Linked DNA regions of Homo sapiens: region 1 is linked to region 2. The links are chromatin contacts, found by Hi-C or POLR2A ChIA-PET in ENCODE. All regions are on one chromosome and are shown on one strand. Each heading gives the region's core, a stretch centred on a gene start or an enhancer-like site at or near the end of the contact. The rest is flanking DNA. Distances are from core to core; before and after follow the strand shown. Region 1 has its middle 16 kb from the start of ST6GALNAC1. Region 2 holds the start of SNHG16 (small nucleolar RNA host gene 16).

The links. Hi-C counts contacts between places; a loop is a spot of excess contacts on that map. ChIA-PET counts read pairs that join two places held with the same protein, here RNA polymerase II (POLR2A). Pooled maps may share reads with other maps.
Region 1: a loop to region 2 is called in a map of heart left ventricle, with 2.3 times the contacts of the local background. The contact joins the enhancer-like site here to the promoter of SNHG16 in region 2. A Hi-C loop is called at or near these places in 20 of 168 maps with a recorded cell type or tissue (A673, B cell, CD4-positive, alpha-beta T cell and 13 more), 15 of 37 single-sample maps with no recorded cell type and 31 of 50 pooled maps. POLR2A ChIA-PET finds 5 or more read pairs at or near these places in 40 of 52 experiments (A549, A673, AG04449 and 33 more).

Annotation. Positions count from the first base shown.
Region 1 is chr17:76,657,539-76,661,233 of GRCh38, forward strand. No RefSeq gene overlaps it. Among named protein-coding and RNA genes, the nearest start is that of ST6GALNAC1, 16 kb to the left of the region's middle. Within about 2 kb of position 2,446, at least 7 of the 41 ENCODE cell types and tissues checked have a DNase peak (open chromatin) inside an H3K27ac peak, as active enhancers do; they include CD8-positive, alpha-beta T cell and PC-9, where a contact is called at or near this core.
Region 2 is chr17:76,555,508-76,559,096 of GRCh38, forward strand. It overlaps SNHG16 (small nucleolar RNA host gene 16), which reads left to right and starts at 2,257. Exons shown (of 3, transcript NR_038111.1): 1 at 2,257-2,350. SNORD1C (small nucleolar RNA, C/D box 1C) reads left to right here and starts at 3,283; the gene lies at 3,283-3,362. RefSeq lists enhancers at 1,288-1,387, 1,877-2,677, 2,078-2,337, 2,678-3,479.

The sequences.
Region 1 (3,695 bases), core at 1,196-3,695, 100 kb after region 2:
TGTGTTTTGAGGCCCCTAGTTTGCTATTGTCCTGGACATACTAGCGTTCTTACTGATTTTAAAAGGGGTATAAATGATTTGGTGTGTCTTGATAGGTCTCATTCTATTTTGCTTCAAAGGCCACAAGCTATAATTATCATTGATTTTTGTTCTGTTGAAAATGTCTTTGTCAATATTCCCGGAGATATACAGCTTGTGAAAATCGTCCAAGATGAAAAGAATGTCTGCCCCCTTGATATTTGCTTAGGGAGTGAGGATAATGATCTCTTTGCAACTGATATTCTGCTTCAGAATATCATTTCTACCCAAATCAGACCAAAAAATCATTTGTTTTTTTCTTCAGGCTTTCCATCTGGGCTCTTTGTACCCACCTCTTTTTCTATGAGACGATTTGCCAGTAGAATACTCCATTTCAACAAACAGGTCTATGGAAAGAAGCAAACTAATTACATGCAGCTTCTTTTATGCTTGTGGCCCAGATTTAAGAGTTCCAGACCAGCCTGGGAAACAGATTTAGAAATGGAATCAAGTATTGACAGTGCTGTGATTGCTGAAGGCGGTCTACCTCTCCACCAGCACTGCCCATATGCTGGCAGGGTTCGAAAACCTTGTCTGAGTTGAGGAACAAGAAGAGGGCACCCCCAGGCCATCTCCCATGACCTTTGGAAGGTGCAGAAAAGCCTCGATGTCTCCATAGGAGGAAGCACAAAGTTGAGAGGAAGGGCAGGGCTCACACGCTGTCCAGGTGGCCTCTGAAGCAAATAATAGGGCCCTCCCTCTGGAGATTGGAAAGTGGATTTCCTGGTGGGGCCAGGGAAGACTAGGCTGGGTTTTCTGAGCAGGGCTTCGTTAAAGAGGGGACACCATCTATGCAGAGTCTACCCTATCCTCAGAGGTCAGCAGCAATAGATGGAACCAAGTCCAGCTGGATCTGGGGCCTCCTCACCTTGGACCTATAGTCAGCTACATTAAGACACCTCTGCTGTCTTCTTCCGTGTCCTGACCACTTCCATTTCCTGCTCTCCACACGAGGGCAGCTAGGAAGCGAGGCCTTGTAAAGAGAGGAGGCAGCAGGTATCACAGAACTAGACCAGGCCCACTCCCCAATCTCCTCATTCTCCCAGCAAGCAGTGTGAGTGCCCAGCTTGTGCTGGGAAGAGGAGGTGAAGCACTGTGAACCAGATATGCGAGTGGGGCTTGAAACAGGGCTGGCCTGAGCTTTACCAGGCTAAAGTGATGAATCTGCCCAAGATATTGCTAAGGGACTGAAGGGAGTTGGCATAGAGTGGAAGCAGTGATTAGAAAATAGAAAATGGGCTGGGCACCATGGCTCATGCCTGGAATCCCAGCACTTTGAGAGGCCAAGGAAGGCAGATCGCTTGAGCACAGGAGTTCAAGACAAGCCTGGGAAACATGGCAAAACTCCATCTCTTGTTTTTTTTTTTTTTTCTTTTTTGAGACAGCGTCTCACTCCAATGCCCAGGCTGGAGTGCAATGGTGTGATCTTGGCTCACTGCAACCTCTACCTCCTGAGTTCCAGCGATTCTCCTGCCTCAGCCTCTGGAGTAGCTGAGATTACAGGTGCCTGCCATCATGCCCGGCTAATTTTTATGTGTTTAGTAGAGATGGGATTTCACCACATTGGACAGGCTGGCCTTGAACTCCTGACCTGAAGTGATCTGCCCACCTCAGCCTCCCAAAGTGCTGGGATTACAGGGGTGAGCCCCCATGTCCGGCCAAAACCCCATCTCTACAAATACAAAAATTAGCCAGGCATGGTGGTGTGTGCCTTACTACAGGTACTCGGGAGGCTGAGGTGGGAGGATGGCTTAAGCCCAGGAGGCGGAGGTTGCAGTGAACCAAGATCACCCCACTGCACTCCAGCCTGGGCAACACAGCCAGACCTCATCTCAAAAAAAAAAAAAAAGAAAAAAGAAAAAGAAAATGGTTTCATGTTGATACCTCAATGAGGTGAGGCTTCTCAAGAAAACAACTGCACTTACACTCCTGTCTGGATACATTTCCCCCTCTCCTTTGATGTCCCCAGTCTGCCTCTTCTCTGACACTGGCAGTTCTGCCCTGAGGCCCTCTTCTCAGACAGCCCTGCAGCACTTTCTGCTACCCTTCTGTTTGGAACACTCAGAAGCCAAAGGTGCAACAACCTGTTGTTGACCTTTTCCTGCAGACTCCCCATTTCCTTGGGAGCTGTAGCCCAGGAATCCCGTAGTGGTAGGAGTCTAGCCCCAAGACTGTAGATCACTTAGGAGTTTCTTCTGTGAGAACATTCACAAAAATCAGAGGGAGGATTTTGCCAGTGAGTGCAGCCATTCCCTGCGAGTCAGTAACCCTCTGCCCTGCATCCATCCCTGCAGGAAGGACCGGCCAAGAACAATCGCCTCCATGGATGAGCAGCCACCCGCACCGCCCGGGACAGGGCAAGTCCTCTGCGGCACGGTGCATTCACCATGTAATTAGAGTCTGAGTTGTTTTGCTGAGTCACCCTATGTTTATCACATATTTTGACACTTCCTTGACAGCAAGCAGATGCCCCAAATTTTGTGTTTGCCCTGCTGGCGGTTACAGTAAATCAATAATAGTAGATAAGAAAAACAAGTAAACATCTCAAGCCCTAAAATGCAATAAAATCTGTCATTAAAAAAAACGGCTAGGAGGAAATTTGAGGGTTATCCTGCATGAGCCACACCCAGAGCCATGCAGGGAACGAAGTCTGCAGGTCCCCCGCTCTACCTTGGTGTCACCCAGGCATCTGAGAAACTCATCCACAGAGTCCAGCCCGAAGTTGCCATTCCCCAGAATGAGGAGTCTCCAGGGCTGGAGGAGAGGCAGTCCCAGGATGCTCAGCTGGTTGCAACCCCTGTCCCCACTTGCATCTCACCCCAATCAATAGCACTATCATCAGGATTCACGTCCCTTTTTTTTTTTTTTTTATTGAGACAGTGTCTTGCTCTGTCACCCAGGCTGGAGTGCAGTGGTGTGATCTCAGCTCATTGCAACCTCACCTCCCAGGTTCAAGCTATTCTCCAGCCTCAGCCTCCTGAGTGGCTGGGATTACAGGTGCCTGCCACCACGCCCAGCTAGTTTTTGTATTTTTAGTAGAGACAGGGTTTCATCATGTTGGCCAAGCTGGTCTCAAACTCCTGACTTCAGGTGATCCGCCCACCTCAGCCTCCTGAAATGCTGGGATTACAGGTGTGAATCACCTTGCCTGGCCTCAGGTCCCATTTCTTTCCCATGCAAGAAATGGTGTCGAGAATCAGGACCAGGAAATGTATATGGGTGTGGGCATCCTGTTTTGTCAGAAAGCAACGAAATTATCAAAGACAAATTTGTTCCAAGTTCACAGATCCTATTAAATAACTGGCCTGTACTCTTAGGAAATGTCAAGGTCACAAAAGACAAAGAGACTGAGGAGCTATTCCACATTAAGTGACACTATAGAGACAGAGGTAAATGCAGTGTTTAATCATGGATTAGATCCTGGAACAGACTTTTTTTTTTTTTTACATTAAAAACATTGTCGGTCAACTGGCAAAGTATGAATACACTCATAGATTAAATAATAGAATTGTATGAATATAAGTTTCCTAATATTGATCATTGCTCGCGATTATTTAACAGTATGTTCTGTTCTTTACTACAATATTTACAGGAAAAGGACACTGTGATTCATTCTC
Region 2 (3,589 bases), core at 1,007-3,506:
GAGTGTAGCAGTGAGGACGACCAGAGGTCACTCTCATCGCCATCTTGGTTTTGGTTTTGGTGGGCTTATTTACTGCAAACTGTTTTATCAGCAAGGTCTTTATGGCCTGTATCTTGTGCCGACCTCCTGTCTCATCCTGTGACTTAGAATGCCTTAACCGTCCGGGAATGCAGCCCAGTAGGTTTCAGCCTCGTTTCACCCAGCTCCTATTCAAGATGGAGTTTTCTGGTTCCAATGCCTCTGACAGTAGTACTTCATCGCATTGTGAGGATTAAACGAGTTCATACATGTACAGAAACCAGTATAGGGAATGGCACCTGGTAAGTGCTATGAAGTATTAGCTATCATTACTATCTTGTCTACAGTAGGTCACCAGCCCGCTAGCAGCTTTTGGGAAATTCCACACTTAGAATTCCCACTGTAAGTCTCAAATGAAAGGAACTATGTTTGCAGGGATAGAACACATTCTTCCTTTCAGTATTACACAAAATAACGTGTCTTCAAGGGTAAGGTAGAGAAACCTAATGGCCAGAATTACTGCTGAATGAATTAATGATTATTTGCTGAAGACTTACTGTGAGCATAGCAGGTAAATACCAAACCCTGCACTGTTAAGAAATTAAAAAGAAAAAAATAAAAATAAAAAGAGGCTGGGCGTGGTGGCTCACGCCTGTAATCCCAGCACTTTGGGAGGCTGAGACGGGTGGATCACCTGAGGTCAGGAGTTTGAGAACAGCCTAACATGGAGAAACCCCATCTCTACTAAAAATACAAAATTAGCTGGGCGTGGTGGCGCATGCCTGTAATCCCAGCTACTCAGGAGGCTGAGGCAGGAGAATCACTTGAGCTTGGGAGGCGGAGGTTGCCGTGAGCCGAGATCGTGCCATTGCATTCCAGCCTGGGCAACAAGAGCAAAAGTCCATCTCAAAAAAAAAAAAAAAAAAAAATAATAATAATAATAAAAAGAGACTTCTGCTCTTGAAGAGCTTACAATCAAATGAAAGGAGGTAAACATAAGCAAATGTGGTAATTTGAAGATAAGTATCTGCAACATATTACCATCTGCAGGACAATATAACCCACACCGAAGGCCACAGAGATCACTGTTAATGGGTGGATGAGAACAGGGAGACTGGAATGGAGAAAAGGCTCTCGGTCTTGCAAACTTAAACTAGCTTTCAAATAGGTGCAAATTCTGGCCCTGATTGTTGATGTCGTTTTTGCCTTATTTTTATTTCAAAAACGAAGCCAGACCGGGCGCAGTGGCTCACCTTTGTAATCCCAGCACTTTGGGAGGCCAAAACAGGAGGACTGCTTGAGGCCAGGAGTTTGAGACCAACCCGGGCAACATAGTGAGACCTCATCTCTGCAAAATAAAAATAATCAGCTGGGCGTGGTGGCGCTCGCCTGTCGTCCCGGCCACTCAGGAGGCTGAGGCGGGAGGATCACTTGAGCCCGGGAGGTCCAGGCTACAATAAGTTATGATTGCACCACTGCACTCCAGCCTGCGTGCCAGGGTGAAACCTTATCTCAAAAACAAACCAAAAAAACCCAGAAACAAAAAAAAATGAAGCCAAGGTGTTTGCCTGAAAAATAACACTCAGAAGAGCAGTGGGTGTTACATCATTCTCCGTTCTTTTCGTAATTCAGCTCGTGACACTTGCCTTTTTTTCTCTTCTCGGAATGCCCCGGGCCCCTGGGCAGCCGCGGAGGCCGAGCCCCGTCGCTCTCCAGCGCTCCTTGCCGCCCGCGCCTCGGCTTCACCGGCCTCGCCCCAAACTTAAAAACACCTGAGCAGGAGGTTGAACGATTCCCTCGGAATCTCTCCTCTTCACTAACCCAGCGAACCACCCCAAATGCCCCTATCCTCCCCCAAATAAAATCCGCAGAGCAATTAACAAAGATACTCGGCCAAGCCCCGGTTTCCTCATCTGTCCCTGCCCCCTCGAACTTTCTGTGCTTCCCCAGTCTCGACCAGGGACAAACTGTGTTGAAGCTCAATGACTTTCTGGCAGAAGTGAACCTCCAGCTTCGTTTTCTGACAGCCGTGGTTCTTCACAGGCCTGGTTTCCCACTCCGGACCCTCCACTGCCCCTGGTGGCGGCCACCATCTTACCCCCAGCTCCAGGGTCGCGCTGAGGACGCGGCCAGCCCCCAGCCGCCGTAGTTTTGAACTACATTTCCCACCAGCCCTTTCTCAACATCGCGAGAGTTCCGGAGAGATTGCCGAGAAGACTTGCGCGCAGGGGCGGTCTCGCGTTCTTTTCGAGGTCGGCCGCGTGGCTGGAAGACATGGCCACTCCAGTCGGTGTTGAGCACGGCGAGCAGTCTCAGGCCTTTAGTGATGATGGTAAGGCTGCCTGGGTGGGAAAACGGGGTCTTCCTTGACACGACACTAACATACTTGGCTTCCCTTCCTCAGAGACGAAGTGGTGACGATAATCTCGGTTTCTCCCTCATAGGGTGGTTAGGAGGGTTAAAAGTACTGGATGAGAAAATGCTTTCCAAACGTTGAGAAAATGTTACTATGTGAAGGGAGAGAGCTCAAGCCCGTCCTCGGCGTCATAGGGCCGGCTTCTGCGGGGGAGAGCGCCTAACAACCTGGGCAGCCCCGTGCGCCTCCGCCGCGCGTGTGCTGAGCGTCATGCCCAGGGGTCTTCGGTGCCCGCGCACGGGCAGACTCTGACGATGGTGGTTCTTAATTCAGCATCAGGAGTGTTAACGTGTGAAGACGTGATTCCGCTTGGAGTGTCTTGAGGACGGCCCCAATCGGTAGTTCATATTTAGCTTTACAGATAGGAGTCAATAGGATTGTAAACTTCTGGAAAGCCGTAGTTTTAACAACGAGCCTTTTTTCCTCCCCCAGAGGCCTTTCTTTGTTTGGCATCTGCAGAGACGGTGAAAAGCAGAGCTCCAGGTTGAAGGATCAGAGTAATAGATGGAGCCCTTAACATGAGTAAGAGTGGGTGCAGGCAGGGCCTGAGTGGTCACTAGAAATGAGAAAGCACAGTTGGTGCCATCACATACATTCACCTCCTGCTTTATTCTGAAGTTCAAGTATGAGAATACGTGTTGACATACAAGCCAGCTATGGTAAGAAATTACTCAAAATTCAGAATGCTAATTATTTTAATGATAAAAATGAGTAGCGTCTTTGCCCGTGTGATTTGGGGCCACTAGGTGTCATTGTAACCAGCGTGGATCCTCGTTAGGGCATGCAGGGATGAAAGAGACATGGCAAATGAATTTTGGATCGCTAGGATTTAGGAATCTTTGTTATTGGCTGAGCTGAGGATGATTTAAAGTTATCCCTGTCTGAAATGGTATCTTTTGTGAGGAGGTCTGACTTGCTGAGGCTCAGCTGTTTAATACAAATCTGGAGAATAAACCTTAAGGTGGTTTCTGTTAGAATGAAGCCTGTTATCCTTCTCTTTTAGATTAAAGGTGGTGGCTGTGGCCTTGAAAACAGTCATGTGAAAACTCATCACCTTAAGGTGTTAAGTGTAAGGATCTTCATGATGAAATTTCTGTAAATGGTGAGATTTTTAGTACTTTCATAGACTTGAATATGCTTATGGTCCTCTTTAAG